Regions from separate parts of the Homo sapiens genome. Here all the other regions are linked to region 2. The links are chromatin loops, found by intact Hi-C in ENCODE. Cell type or tissue: PC-9. All regions are shown on one strand. Each heading gives the region's core, and the rest is flanking DNA. Links, peaks and the distances in the headings are about the cores only.

What was found. Hi-C counts contacts between places; a loop is a spot of excess contacts. Peaks named below come from ENCODE experiments on the same cell type or tissue, not always from the same donor. Only the 100,000 strongest peaks of a DNase experiment are listed, where the experiment ranks them.
Region 1: it touches region 2 in a loop (5-fold over the local background); 1 of 110 quality-filtered maps calls a loop at or near these places.
Region 3: it touches region 2 in a loop (10-fold over the local background); 1 of 110 quality-filtered maps calls a loop at or near these places.

What each region holds. Positions count from the first base shown.
Region 1 is chr3:44,046,202-44,050,825 of GRCh38, reverse strand. All of the region lies in intron 2 of LOC124909489 (a long non-coding RNA gene), which reads right to left. Among named protein-coding and RNA genes, the nearest start is that of MIR138-1, 66 kb to the left of the region's middle. RefSeq lists an enhancer at 4,604-4,624. In PC-9, for the core only: no CTCF peak of the experiment used is centred there; DNase peaks (open chromatin) are centred at 2,365 and 2,835; H3K27ac peaks cover 2,568 bases.
Region 2 is chr3:43,867,717-43,872,340 of GRCh38, reverse strand. All of the region lies in intron 1 of LOC107986081 (a long non-coding RNA gene), which reads left to right. Among named protein-coding and RNA genes, the nearest start is that of ABHD5, 180 kb to the right of the region's middle. In PC-9, for the core only: no CTCF peak of the experiment used is centred there; DNase peaks (open chromatin) are centred at 890, 1,310 and 2,060; H3K4me3 peaks cover 1,367 bases; H3K27ac peaks cover 4,000 bases.
Region 3 is chr3:43,182,904-43,187,527 of GRCh38, reverse strand. No RefSeq gene overlaps it. Among named protein-coding and RNA genes, the nearest start is that of POMGNT2, 79 kb to the right of the region's middle. In PC-9, for the core only: no CTCF peak of the experiment used is centred there; a DNase peak (open chromatin) is centred at 1,737; H3K27ac peaks cover 3,044 bases.

The DNA of each region.
Region 1 (4,624 bases), core at 177-4,176, 180 kb before region 2:
CTGGCATCCCCCACAAATCTGAATCTTCCCCCTCCTCCTCTTATTACCTGGAGCAAAGAAGAGCTCAACAATTGATTTTAAATGTGTTATCATCGGGGTCCAGTTTGCATTTACTTGGTTTCTTTGAAATTCAGAAAAGACACAGTCTTCACCCCTTTAAAAAAATCAAATTTCATTTTGGATCACGCCTCCATTTGCTTCTCTGTAAAATGAAGGTGGGAATCAGCCAGGCAACTCCATAAGATACCATGCAGCTCTAAAGCTGATTTCATATCCCACACCCTGCAGCGGCTTATTAATAAAAATGTATTAACACTGACCTAAAGCTCAAGACGAAACACATTTCCACAGCCGCAGATGCGTGGAGCTTGTTGCATCAGCAGCGTTGTGCAGACAGTGAAGGGTTTGTTGGGGAATTATATCAGGCTCCCACCAGGGCCTCCTTGGCTCTGTCCTTTGTACCAGTGACAGTGCAGATGTGCTGACTGGCGAGGGGTGGAGTGAGCAGCCACATCAATACTGGAGATGTCTGAGGATGTGTTAATGACTGATTCAGAGCCGTCAATGGCACCATGGAAGGCCCTTTGTGATGGTCCCAACCCGGGGTAGGGATATAAGGACCAGCAATGAAGGACCCATTTCAATTCAACAAAAATGTATTGAGGCCTCACCAGGTGCAGGACACTGCGCTCAGCTTGGGGAGAGGCCGGCAGAGAGGGACAGAAGACAGACAGTGGTGTCAGGGCTGCAGCTCAACAGTGCTTAAGTCAGCTGAGCCCCTGGCATCGCACTGCACCGATTGAACAGCGAGGTTCTTTGCACACCATTGTTCCAGCAAGTCAAACGACTTACTTCTAAAGGTGGGGGCTGTGCCCTTTGAAAGTCCCAAGAAACAAATGGGCCCACTTTGGCTTTCTGCTCAGGATGGCCTGTTCTGCAGCACCTCGTGCTGACTGACTGCCCCTCTGTGACATGCGGCAGTGCGGATGTCACAGAAATGTAAAAATGCCCAGAGGGTGCCAATGTCCCCACCAAATGCTCTCTTCTCTACACTCCGGTAATCTCCACTTAGCGTGGTCCACAGAGCGCACATGTAGACAGACGCCCTTCCACCGTTAGCTCTTACATTTTCACATGTGAATCTCAGTGGTTGAATGACACGTTGATTTCTGAGTGGACTAAAGTTGATATTTGAAATTGGATTAAGCATTCCAACCTGTAAGAGTTAAGTCATCCTTAAAGTGTGAAGACTGAAAAATAACATTGAATAAAATTATAGATAAAATTCCTTTAAAAGCAGGAAAAATCTGACAAGAGCCAAAAGGGACTTTATATAATGATATGTAAAAATATTTATTACAAGGAAATAAAATAAAAATATCTACTTATTTACTCTAGTTTTAAAGAAGTTAGAGCAAAGACACAAGTTGGCCAAAATCATCAATTTTATCCCCAAATCAAATCCTCTTATAAAAACTATTACCAGAAGATCTCTGTTTAACATCTCTAAGCCCCGGTCAATACTTTGATGCCATCATGTTCTAATACAAGTGATGAACCTAGAGAGTCTCCTGGAATTTGCTGCTGTGGGGTTTAATCTGTATTAAAGTTCTTATCTTTGATGGAGAAAGGTTTGTGGGGGAAGCCCTGATCAAACCCGACAGTTCTGCCTACAGAACACCAATCAACTCAGTGCTTGGATCTGGAAGACATTTCACAGAACTGCAGAGTTTTTGCACTACTGAAATGACCTTGAAAACCCAGGCAAACAGGCTCCAAGGTAGAAAAGGCATCTTCCATTTGGGAAAGAAGAAATGCTTTGGCCAGACATTGCTCAGAGGTCAGAGGTTCATTTTTGGTAATCTCAGTTAAGTCCCTCACTAACAGGACCCCTCACCAAGGTGCTGTGAAGTCCCCAGTGGCTGGCTTCAAGTGTTGGTGGGGTAAGACCTTATATTGGTAGGTTGCCTGTGGGGTGACAGATTGAGAGCAGGTCATCACTCCCACCTATGCCCATGGAAGACATTACTAATCAATCAGATGCAACCTCAAACCTCCTAACACTGATCTCAGGCAGCAACTCACTTCTGCACACCCTACTGTGACAAGGAAAATCCCCCAGGCCAAACCCAGAAAGCAATTTCCTCATCAACAGCTTTTGGACCACAAGCCTAGGGTCACCGCTAAAGAAAGTCAATTACAAAAGCTTTGTGCTTATAGGTAGCATTCAGAAGTCTGCCATTAGTCATGTTTAGAATTCCAAGAATGGACTTGTATGAAGAAGGCTGGCTCAACAAACTTGGTAAAAATACCAACAAAACCCAATACACTGGGCCCTTTGTTTATCTGGGCTGTTCATACAGAAATGTTCCAATTCAGAAGTATTTACAAAGAACTGAAATGACCATTCACCAAAGACCTCTTGGGTTGCTCTAAAGTGATTAAAATGGAGGGACTGGCCACTAGAGATGACTGATAAAACTTGAATTATTTGCAAGCCAGAACCTTCCTGCCAAACTGCATTCCACAGATAACTAAGGAAGTCACACAGGGTCTAAAACTGCTTGTGTGGTGGCTGGCTCACCTCCTCGACCCCCGCCACAAGCCTCCCTTGGTTAATAAAGGTGGAACCCAGAGACCATTCTGAAGACTGCATAAGACCCTCCTACCCCTTTGATCCGGGGAACCTGATGCTTAACAGAGGAATGGGCATCTGAAGCTTTCCACAAACATGTCCATGCTGTTAACTGAACGGTATATAAAAAATGTGGATGCTAACAATACTTTTGGACCCCAGCTAGGTTGCAGAAATCTAGCAAGGTTTCTCCAGGTCCTAAGCCCTCCCCTATGGAGATGGAGCAGGTTTCACTGGTTACAGAGAATCAGCAGTGGACACCAGTAATCAGAAGATATCATTCACAGCCAGATTTTTTAGGCACAGTGCTGTATCACACAGTAACTTGAAACTAATAAGAGGTAATAACGTGTTAAAATTTTAAGAATAAGATTGGCTTCTAAAAATATCATTGCCAAGTCTACCCATATAATCACATCCCTTGCATTCCGACGAGCCTGCTGGAGTGGGAAAGGGGGTGAATTTTGGTGACTGCCAGGGAACTGCTCATGGTGGGCAGCCTACTTTGTCTATGCCATGGCCCTTAGTGGTTCCCATTAATCGTGTCCTATTAATACTGGTGGCAGTTACTAAGTACCTTCATGCTTTATTTTCATATCCAAGATGTTTGTTCTTAGTTTTGTTGGAATCAAAGGATACCCATGGAAGTTTATTTCACATGTCAATATTACCTAGTGCCTATGTCTGTGGTGGGGGTAGAGGGACAAGAATTTTCTCTGAAGCAGTCAGAATTCTTTTGATGGAGAACTTGGAACTGGAAGAAGTAGGTCATTGCTTGGCACAGCTGGTTACAGCTCAGCCTGGGGATCCTAAGGTCCCACCTGGCTGGGAGGACTTCCAGGTTCAGGTCAAGTCTATGCATCTTTCAAAGCCTTCTCCTCTCAATATGGTTTTCTCAGGTGTTTTTAGTACAGAAAGGAGAAGGCACTCCTGGTCTACCTGAATCATGGTGCATGTGGAGGCTGTAGTTCTGCCTGCAAAGCAGTTGGGTTTTTGGATTTACAAAGCAAGTGCAAGCAACAAGGGCAGACTTTCCAGGGGCTGAGTCTCAGAACTAAGAGGTCGAACCACCGAAAATGACCTTCACAATCATGAATCTATTGTCTTATTCTCACCCTTTGACAAGGAAAAATACACAGTGAAAAAAACTGGATTATAAAACACTGTTCAACATAATCATAATTTAGTAAACCAAAAATGTATGCAAATACTTATAGAAAGAATACTGAAACAGCAAAATATTAATGGTGGTCCCTTTGACTTTCTCCCTCTGCCATTTTTGGATATAGAATGATAACACTAGCTGTGTTGTACCCCCTTCAGGAAGTTCTTCACTCTATTATGCACATACAGAGGCTAACAATATACGGAAAATGTTACATCTCACACCCTTAGACTTCTGCAGGAAATAACCCAAGGGCTACCAAGTTCACACCAACATACCATACAATGCTGCAAGGAAGATTATCATACTTGATTGTAAAATTGATACTTAGTTTGAAGCCCTCTTAACATTTTCATCCATTCCACCAAAAATTAATCTTCTCTGTTCTATATTAATGGTGACTGGCTAACAAAGGAATCTCTACAATTGATTATAAAATTGATACTTAGTTTGAAACCTCTTAATATTTTCATCCATTCCACCAAAAATTAATCTTTTCTGTTCTATATTAATGGTGACTGGCTAACAAAGGAGTCTCTAAACTTGTTTGAGCACATGACCTCAATGGTAAAAGAGACTAATCATAACACAGACTTACGCATATTTATTCATAAAGTGGGTGCATGTATACTTACATGTTAAGTCCATTATCAAATGTATGAGAATGGAACTGTTCTAGTCCAATGGTCTGTATTTTTCCTGTACCACACTGGGTTATCTTGTGTGTGCCTGACTTTGGAGATCTAGAGTTTAAACACCAGAGAGAAAAAAGTGGCCAGCATAATATGGCTGATGTTAATTTGCTACCTGGGAGGCTTCCTGGG
Region 2 (4,624 bases), core at 249-4,248:
AAACTCCCTTTTCTCAAAAAGAAAGGGAAAGAGGAGCAACGAAATACAGGGAGGCTAGCCAAGGGGAAGACACAGGCAATGATAATTGTCATGTACTCTTTTCTGAGCAACAGCTCCCTCACATAGAGCAGGAATCCCGTGGCTCTTTAAGGAGGAGGTATAAGACACTGATTCTGAATCGACCCTACAAGGGCTGGGGTGGCAGGCATTCCAGGCAGATCTTAGATGATGAGGCTTAGAGAGGCCCAAGGTTACGCAGCTCAAACATGAAAGAGACGGGGTTGGAACGTGGCTCCACCTGACTTCCAAGGGCAGCATGTCTCTTATTGCACCACAAGGCTGCCCGTGATGCTGTTGCCTCCAGCTCTGGCAGGGCAACATGGAGTCCTGACCCACAAACAGTCCTGTCCTTCTCTTATCACTGCTGAAGCTCCAGGACTCAGCCATTATGAAATCCAACCAAGCTTCTGGTGGTGAGTGCCTCATTACCCTGTAATCCCCGTTTATAACAGAGGTTTTCTTCCCTGGAGAACATGGGCTGAGGATCCTTGGACATGAGAACCAGAAGTGCTGGCTAGTTCTGTCTCTCCCTGGAAACGTGGCCATCTCTTGGGAGTTTGCTTCCTGCAAGTCAGTCCCGGCACCTATCACCTTTGGGTGTTGTACCAGTTGCTGCTTTGCTCTGCCCAAGCTCCTTGGATCCCCTTCACCATTTTTGTGCCCATAGACACCTCTTGTGCTTTCTCCTTAACAGCCAGCATCTGAGGACAGCTCTCAGGCTGCTGAAACCCACTTTGCCTGTGTGCATGGAGAGCTGGAAATGCCTGGGATGTGCCTCTTCCTGGGGCTACCTGTGACTAATGACTGATCAATCCCCAGCTTCCCCCACCCCCAGACACTCTGAGGTGTCACCTGCCCTATCTCCAGAGCTCACCTGGGGGAAACAGCCAAAGTTACCCTCCAGGCAGGATGTCACACTCCTGCTTCTTGGTCCTACTTTCCCACTTGCCTACCCGTTTTTCCAGGGAACAATTGCTAATAAATCTTTTTCAAATGAATTGCTTCCAGATGAATCCTCATCTCAGGGTTGGCTTTGGGGAACTCAAACTAAGACAGTTATATTAACAAATCTAATTGCTGAGCCTCCAAAGCTGAGAACCAGCAGACTGGTTCCATGGGCTGAATTTGGCCAGCAGTTGTATTTTGTTCAGCATGCCTCCTCATCCCTCCTGATCTCTTCTCAAAGCAAACACTCTGTTTGCCATGTGGAAATAAAATTCTTGACCTTGGCTAATAGAGTGCTTATCAACTGTGTTGATCCTTCACAAAGAAAAGCAATGCATGTGGCCACCACATAGCAAGTGCTTCAAGAGCCACTAGTATCTCCTGCAAACTTTGCAATTACCTGTGAGAAAGAAGCTAACATCGTCTGATTTTAACTGATGAGGATTCTGATTCATAAGGGCTTGTTTACCCAGTTTCATATCTGGGGGCCAGCAGAGATGGGGTTTGAACTGAGGCAATTTGACTCCAAAAGACATGTTCTAACCACTGTGTCACATAGAGACCCGGGAAACCCACGCCTGCCCTCCTGGCCCCCAATCAAGGCCATCTCATAACTGGTGGGATTTTCACCTGGTTTTTGAAACTTCGATTTGGTTTTTGCTTGTCTCTTTCCCTATTATTTACTTTCTTTCTTTCAACAGCTTAGGGCTTGATTTGGGTAGGCACAAGAATAAAAAATGATTGAGGACGATGTATTTTTGGAGGAATTTGTATCTTTCTGTAAAAGAAAAGACTAAGCATCTACATATATTTAAATTCTCAAATTGCAAAGTGGCAGTTCCTGGGACCCAGAAATTCCACAGAATTTCTAAGGCTGCTTCCAGAAACTGGACCTTTATGTGCATGGGGCTGTGGGTGAACCAGAGCAAGTCGTCAGGAGAGGAAATCTGCCCCCCTCCCCACCTTGTGCCACTCCTCCTCCAACAAGCTGTCAACTCTGCAGTGGAGAACAGTGCCAGCCTGCAGGCTTTCTGTTCCCAGAGCTCAGGGGATGACTCAGTTACTGAGGTATTTCCTTTTTTCATAAGCCTACCATGCAGAGATTTTCAAATTATTTCCCTGAAATGTTTCTCCCCTCACCTTTGCTGCATGCCTTGTCTCCAGAAGGCACAATTTTCAATAGATTCTTCCTAACAACGTACCAGCCAGCATCTATTAGGCTCTTCTTAGATGCCAGACACCCAGCTCAGCATTTCATATCTGTCAGCCCAGCGCTCCCTCACAGCCACACTGGAAGGTCTGCATACTAGGCTTCCCATTTTCTGGATGAGGAAAAGGAGGCCCAGAGAGTTTGCCCAAGGCCATTTTGTCCAGAAGTAGCAGAGGTGGAGCTCAAACCCTTGCCAGTTTGCTCAAACCCTTTAACCACTCTGCTATACTGCCCCATTACTATTAAAATATTCTTTTTATCCATGGTAGATTGTATTACTTGTCTGAAATCGTTGCTACCCTCCTATCCCTTGATATGACTTTCCCGTGGGCAGATCCTCTACCCTTAACTTTGGCTTTGGCCATATGGCTTGCTTTGGCCAATGGAAAGAGGATGGAAGTTAGAGTGTGTCATTCTGAGCTGAGGCCCTAGGCAGATAGCACGTTCCTGCCAGTCCTCTTGGCATTTCCACTCTCTGCCACAAGAAAAGCACATTCCTGAAGCCAGCTTGAGCCCCAGCAGAAAGCTGGGACAGCTCACTCTACCTGTGGGACAGTCTTGGTCCCAACCTGATGCCCTGAGTGAGCCCCTCTCATCTAAACTTGGCTGAGTCCAGCCAAGACCAGCCAAAGCACAGCCAACCAGCACATGGTGGGTACAAAATCAGTGGTTGCTGTAAGCTACTGAGCTATCAGGGCTGTTTGTTATGGGTCATTTTTGCAGCAAACCTCTCATCAATATATGTATTATCATTCTAGTCTAGCCAGTGCCACATGGACCGGCTCTCAGCATCATGGTGGTGGAGTGCAGGATCACACTCTCAGGGAATGAATGGGTCTGTGAAATCATCTGACCCGGCTCCCCTTCCTAGCCTTCATCCCTCCCTGCCTCCTAAGGCAGACCTCTTCTTCTCTGGACACTCTGAAAGGAAGTCTTCCCTAGGTTGAACTTTGAAAGTCTGTGTTCAGCCAACAATTCATGATTCCTGCCTCTTCTTCATAAGATTGGCACCTGAGTCCCTCACAACCTTTGTCACTCTCTTACAAGCACACTTCTGCTTGTCAATGTCCCTCCTAAGCTACGGGTAGGGCCACTTGCTGGTTTGCTCTCATATCCCTGCCGTGTCCTGTTTCCCATTCTTCTCTGCATCGTAGAGGGGTGAGCCCTGCGAATGAGTGTCCTGGAGTTCTTGCTCACTGGCTTGCAGATAGGTGTGGCTATCAAAAGGCTCTGGGGAGAGATTGGGAGAGGAGAGACAGGGAGGAGCCAGGGTACTTCTCCCCACTATCCCTGCTCCAGGTAGTGTTTCTGGCAATGGCTGAATGTTCTCCATGGGTCCAGCTCCTTCTGTCAACAGGCCTCCCACTGTATCCTCTCCTTCCAAGTCCTATCTAGTGGCCCCTAGAACCCAAGTTTGGGAGTATCCCCTCCTCCTTTGACCCTTCCAGCCCAAGGGGTGATGGTGGCTTCTAGTTGTAGCTAAACTCTCGGTTGCCTCTCCTTCTCCTGTTTCTTTTGCAGCTAACTCTTCTGACCCTTTGCCCTTCCCATATTAAATCCCCCTCATCTCAACTACTTGGCCTGGACCATTCTGTTTTCCTCAATGGACATTGACTAATACAGCCTCCTGACTTTTCAGGGATTCATCTCACATGATATACAACATGCCCACCCTTTATGCAAACAGAATTTACATGTGAAAATAGGACATGAGTTGAATTGCAGTTGACTAGCTAACAAAATGTTAAATTTTGTAGCTGTTTAATTATCAATATATTAATTTCGAATAAAGTTTTATTTTAGCACTGTTTTGCCAACATGTTTTTCCCTAGCCCTTGGGACACTTTTGTAGCCCTTAAAAAGCTCATGGGCTCTGTGGACAAAATCACTCTGATGGTGGTGACTGAAGTAAACAAAGATCAGTTGCAAGAGACTGTCTACTCCAGAGAGTTGCTCTCTCAGTGAAAAGCCAAGAGGAAAAGGAACCCAAATCTTCACTGTTGGGTGCCATTTTGCCCAGAAATTCTCTACTTTCCCATCCAATAAGACAGTGTTTTTATCCTTTAAGAGGCCCAGAGCTCTGAAAGACTTTGTGTCTATGAGATGGAGTTTCTTCATGATCTGAGAGGCAAGAGGATTGTAAATGTGTCAATGGAATTCAGATTTCCCAAGTTGCCCAACCACTATAATACAGTTAAAAGCAAAACTCCCCTGGAAGGCTGCCGAGACTCTAAGGCAGGATGCTGCACAGCCTTGAGAAGACAAACAGCAGCTCTGACAGCCCCTCCTTTGCAAATGGATTTGGCTCTGTGAGCTGGGCTCCACAGCACGGTGAGACTTAGCCCTGCTACTGAGCTGTGTGGCTCATCCTGGTAGGAAAATGGCCACACCTGGGAAAAGAAAATGCTG
Region 3 (4,624 bases), core at 177-4,176, 680 kb after region 2:
TTTAGTAAAGTACTTACTGGAAGTCCTAGCCAGAGCAATAGGAAAGAAAAAGAAATAAAAGGCATCCAAATTGAAAGGAAGAAGCAAAATTGTCTGTGTTTGCAGGTGATACCATCTATTAAAAAACCCTGAAGACTTCACAAAAAACTATTAGAACTAATAAATTCAGTAAAGTTGCAGGATACAAAATTAACATTTCAAAATCAATAATCTATCCTTTCTTTTCCTTTCTTTCCTTTCTTTCCTTCCTTCCTTTCTTCCTTTCTCCTTTCTTAAAATCATATAAATGGCCAACAAGTATATGGAAAAAATGCTTAACATTATTAATCATCAGAGAAATGCAAATTAAAACCACAATGAGGCATCACCTCATACCTGTTAGGATGGCTGTTATCAAAAAGATAAAATAAAAGTGTTGGTAAGGATGTAGAGAAAAGGGAATTCTTGTACACAGCCCCATGAAAAAACTTGGCTGCTTACACCCCTGGTCACAGGACGATTTGTGTAGTAGTGGGAATAGAAGCTGCTGAAGGGTTTTCAGCTTCTCACGGATAAAACTAAGGGAGTGTCTTGCTGTGACCAGGAAGATGGCCCTCCAGAACAGGGAGGGGGTTCCCACCTTCCCTTGGCTTCCCAGAGCATGGTGGAGAGGTTAGGACTCAAACAGATGTCTGTTCAAATCCTGATGCTGAGGCTATCTCACTGTAGGAATGTGAACGAGTTACTTAACCTCTCTATGCCTCAGTTTTCTTGGCTGAAAGTGAAGGTAGCAACACATAGCACTTAGGGTTGTGTAAGGAACTAATTGGATAATGTGTATATAAATTACTTGGTTTATGGTAGGTGCCCAATTGATGATAGCTGTTAGTCTGCATCAGTACCACTAAGTGTAGGCAATCAGGAAGCCACACTAGAATGCCAAAGAAATGGATAAAAAGACCATTGAACATCTCTCAGATATAACATCATTATGACCCCAGGGCATAGCACATAGTTAGCACTTGGTAAATATTTGATAAACTCAATGAATGAATGAATCAATCAGTATGTCCTAGGCCATCTCAGACATGCAAGTAGCAATGAGGGTGAAGAGCTCATCTCTGGAGGAGCTAAGAAAATCCCTGTGATGATTATACTATTAATAAAGCAGCAAATAATTAAGAACAGTTACTCCATGCCTGATGCTAAACTTCAAAACACCCTTATAAGGTGGTGCTTCACTTCCATTTTACCTAGGAGGAAACCGAAGCACAGAGAGGTCCCATAACCTGCCCTATCTCATGCAGTTACAGAGAGTGGAGCAGCGTCTATGTCTGGATCTTGGGGCAGGAAGGTGGTGGAGCAGTGCCTCCTCCCGCTTGGTTAAAGTGACAATGGGCAAGGAAATTGAACTCAATTTAGTGCTGAAGGCAGATGGAGGCATTTCCTGAATGAGGACAGGATACGGGGTGGTCACTCGGTTGAGGCCAGTTACGTGCATGGTGCCACCACAGTCGGCTCCTACGTGGCCTGATCAGGTTGCTGAAGCTTCACATGTTCTTCTGTTTGGAGTTGGGAACTGCACTGCCATTTATTAGATGATCCCAAAATGCCCTGATGTATTGTACACTTCAAGGTCTGCTTGGTCATGTTGCACTGTGTTTTCACCATTTTCATCATCCAGCTGAGTAATTTTACGTAGAATAACAAACAACACACAGCTATTTAAAAGATCTTTATCACTGACATTCCTACTGCAAACGAATGGCATTGCTATTATAAATCTGAAGCTCTCTAGCCCACAAACCTGTTTATCCTTTTTGTTTGTTTGTTTAAGACTTAGAATACAACTTTGTTAATGTGAAGTTTCTTAGGGCATTTTTATTACCCCTAACAAAGGACAAGCAAGAAAAATATCAGGACTAACAATGTCCTCTTAACATGGCCAAAGGTGATCGAGTGGGGAAATACTGGGGGGCCTGGCAGGGGTCACCAAGCCCTGTGCCACATGAGTGAGGTCACCTGCTCCCCAATTTGCTTGGACTATGACTGTGAGTGCCAAACGTGAGTCTTGGCCAGCTCCTGGGGTGTGACCAGACTTGTCAGCTATGACACCTGCCAGCCTGTCCTGACCTTCCTCAGGGATGACACTGGCTGGGTGAAGGGTGACCCAAGGAAGCTCGTCCATTGTTGGTACCTGACCCATGAGATGTGAAGGTCATTGGAGCTGAGCCAATCACATCAGCTCCCACTAGGATGTGGCCCAGGCACCCAGGAGAGAGAGGATTGGTCCACTGGGAGCAGCGGAACCTGCAAGGCCCCAAAATTGAGAGGGGCTGTGGCTCCCTGGGAAATTAGGATCATAAACTTTTGACAGTGCCTGACTGTAGGTCTGGTTCTCTGACTTTCCCTATTTCACAGAGAGGACTCATCATGCCTGGGTTGCACAGTGTCCCCTCCTAGAGCATTCTGGGTTGAAGGCCTTTGCTCCCCGCTTCCCTGTTCCATCCCTGGTCCTGGCTGAGGCAGGTGAGAGGAGTCCAGAATTGGGCAAGTTGGGTGGCTGAGTTCCATCTCCTTGGTGCTCTGCGTGAGTGTCCAAAGGACCTTTCCGGGCCATAAAGGGATCACTTGCCGCTCATCATTGCCAATGAACAGTTCTTCCTCCCTAAGTCCCACATCTCTGCTAAGGAGCCTGAGTATCTGGGGCCTTTCATCAGCCAAAAATAAGCTACCATGTATGAGGTATGGCTGTGCTGCCCTTCAACTTTTAGCAAGATGGTAGGGGATTGTGTGAAGAGCCCACGGCTGGCCCTTTCATGATTTATGTTGCCTCTCTGAGCCTCATCTTGAGGAGCACTTTGAGAAGGCCTGACCCATGCCCAACAAAAAGCTGATCTGCCAAAAGTACAGCTAGTGGGAATGACTGGTGACCTTGCCAATCCTGCAGGCCCCTCTGTGACTTCACTCTTAAGCTAGGCCACCGTAGAAACCATTCCTGGTCTCCATCTGGGTCTAAGTGGTGGTGGTGAGGTCCTGCCAGTGCCTGGCCCTCCCTAGAAGGAGCTCTTCGGGGGTTCTTAAGCTGTTTGTGGGATAAGCTCAGATAGAAACAAAAAGCAAGCTTACAAAGGACCAAAAGACTCCTATTGTCTTTGGTCCTCACTTTCTCTATCTGAAGACAATGAGGGAGTTGGACAAGCCAATCCCAGAGCCTTTCATTGCCCTAATCAAGATCAAATATAGAAATGTGAGCCAGAGGGAAATACAGGAGCCCTATCAAAGCTAGGCATGATAGGGCCTAGCTTGGTGTCACAGAGAGGAGGGCTCAAGCTAGGGGCTAGGAGGAAGACCCCAATCCCTATGGCCTGTTTGAGTGTATTATGTCCCTACCACATCAGCCAGTGTTTACAGGTTCTCTCCTGGGTTCTGATCTAATCTGATCTACTTCTGCACTGGGCTGCTCCGTCTCCCTGACCCCGTCTCCCCATCATCTGGGAAATTTTTCCACAGTTCCTGTTTCTCTCCTGAGCTTCCCTATCTCTGAGTCCTTAAGGGAAGGACAAAGTAGGACCCTCAGGTTGGGATTTCTGACTGCAAGCAACAGAAATTAATCAGATCTCAGCTGACTCGAGCAAAAGAGAAATGCATGAAAGGACACACAAGTAGCCCCAGAGAAAGGCATGTGTCAGGGTCAATTGATTTTTATCCTTGTGTGGCTCCACCAAGATTGAAATTCCTGGGAAGAAAGGATCTGCTTGGCCTTATGGGTTGGAGTGGGACTGGGTTAACATTTCTACCTATGTTGAAAGCATTTTCTAATGTCAGATGAACTGCTGTTATAGAAAACAAGGAGAACATCTGTTGAACAGACAAAAACAACTGATGCTTATCATTGGCTCATGCTCGTTAGAACATTCTGGAAACACTTTAGGATAGAGGGAGAAAGGTCTTGCTGTTTCTGCTCTTTGAAACTGCAAATAAAGAAAGTTCTGCTTTTGGAATCTGACTTAGCCTTAAGATGGATATGTTTAACTTGTCAGCATGTTGACAATGATAATGCCTTTGTTAATGAATGCCTTTGTTAACGAATGTTCCACATTCATTGACTTATTTTTTTCACAACCCCCTGTAAAAAAGGGAAGCAAGGCATTATTATTCCCATTTGACAAGTAAGGAAAACCAGGGCCTAGACATGAGTGGCAAGAACATAAAGGACATGCCTATGGCTACTCCTCTCCCCTCATTCTCAAACCCTCAATGAGACCAGAGGCCCAGCCCAGTGACCTTCTGGCTCCTTCATCTTCTGGCTCCTTGATCTCCATAATGAAGATGATGATGTCAAAGGACCTCCCTGGCCAGTATCTTTAAAAGGGAAATGACGATCAGGCGGGGTGACTTATGCCTATAATCCCAGCACTTTGGGAGGATGAGGAAGGTGGATCACCTGAGGTCAGGAGTTTGAGACCAGCCTGGCCAATATATGAAACCCTGTCTCTACTAAAAATACAAAAATTAGCCAGGCGTGGTGGCACACGCCTGTAATCCCAGCTACTCCAGAGGCTGAGGCAGTAGAATTGCTTGAACCCAGGAGGCAGAGCTTGCAGTGAGCCGAGATCACACCACTGCCCTCCAGCCTGGGTGA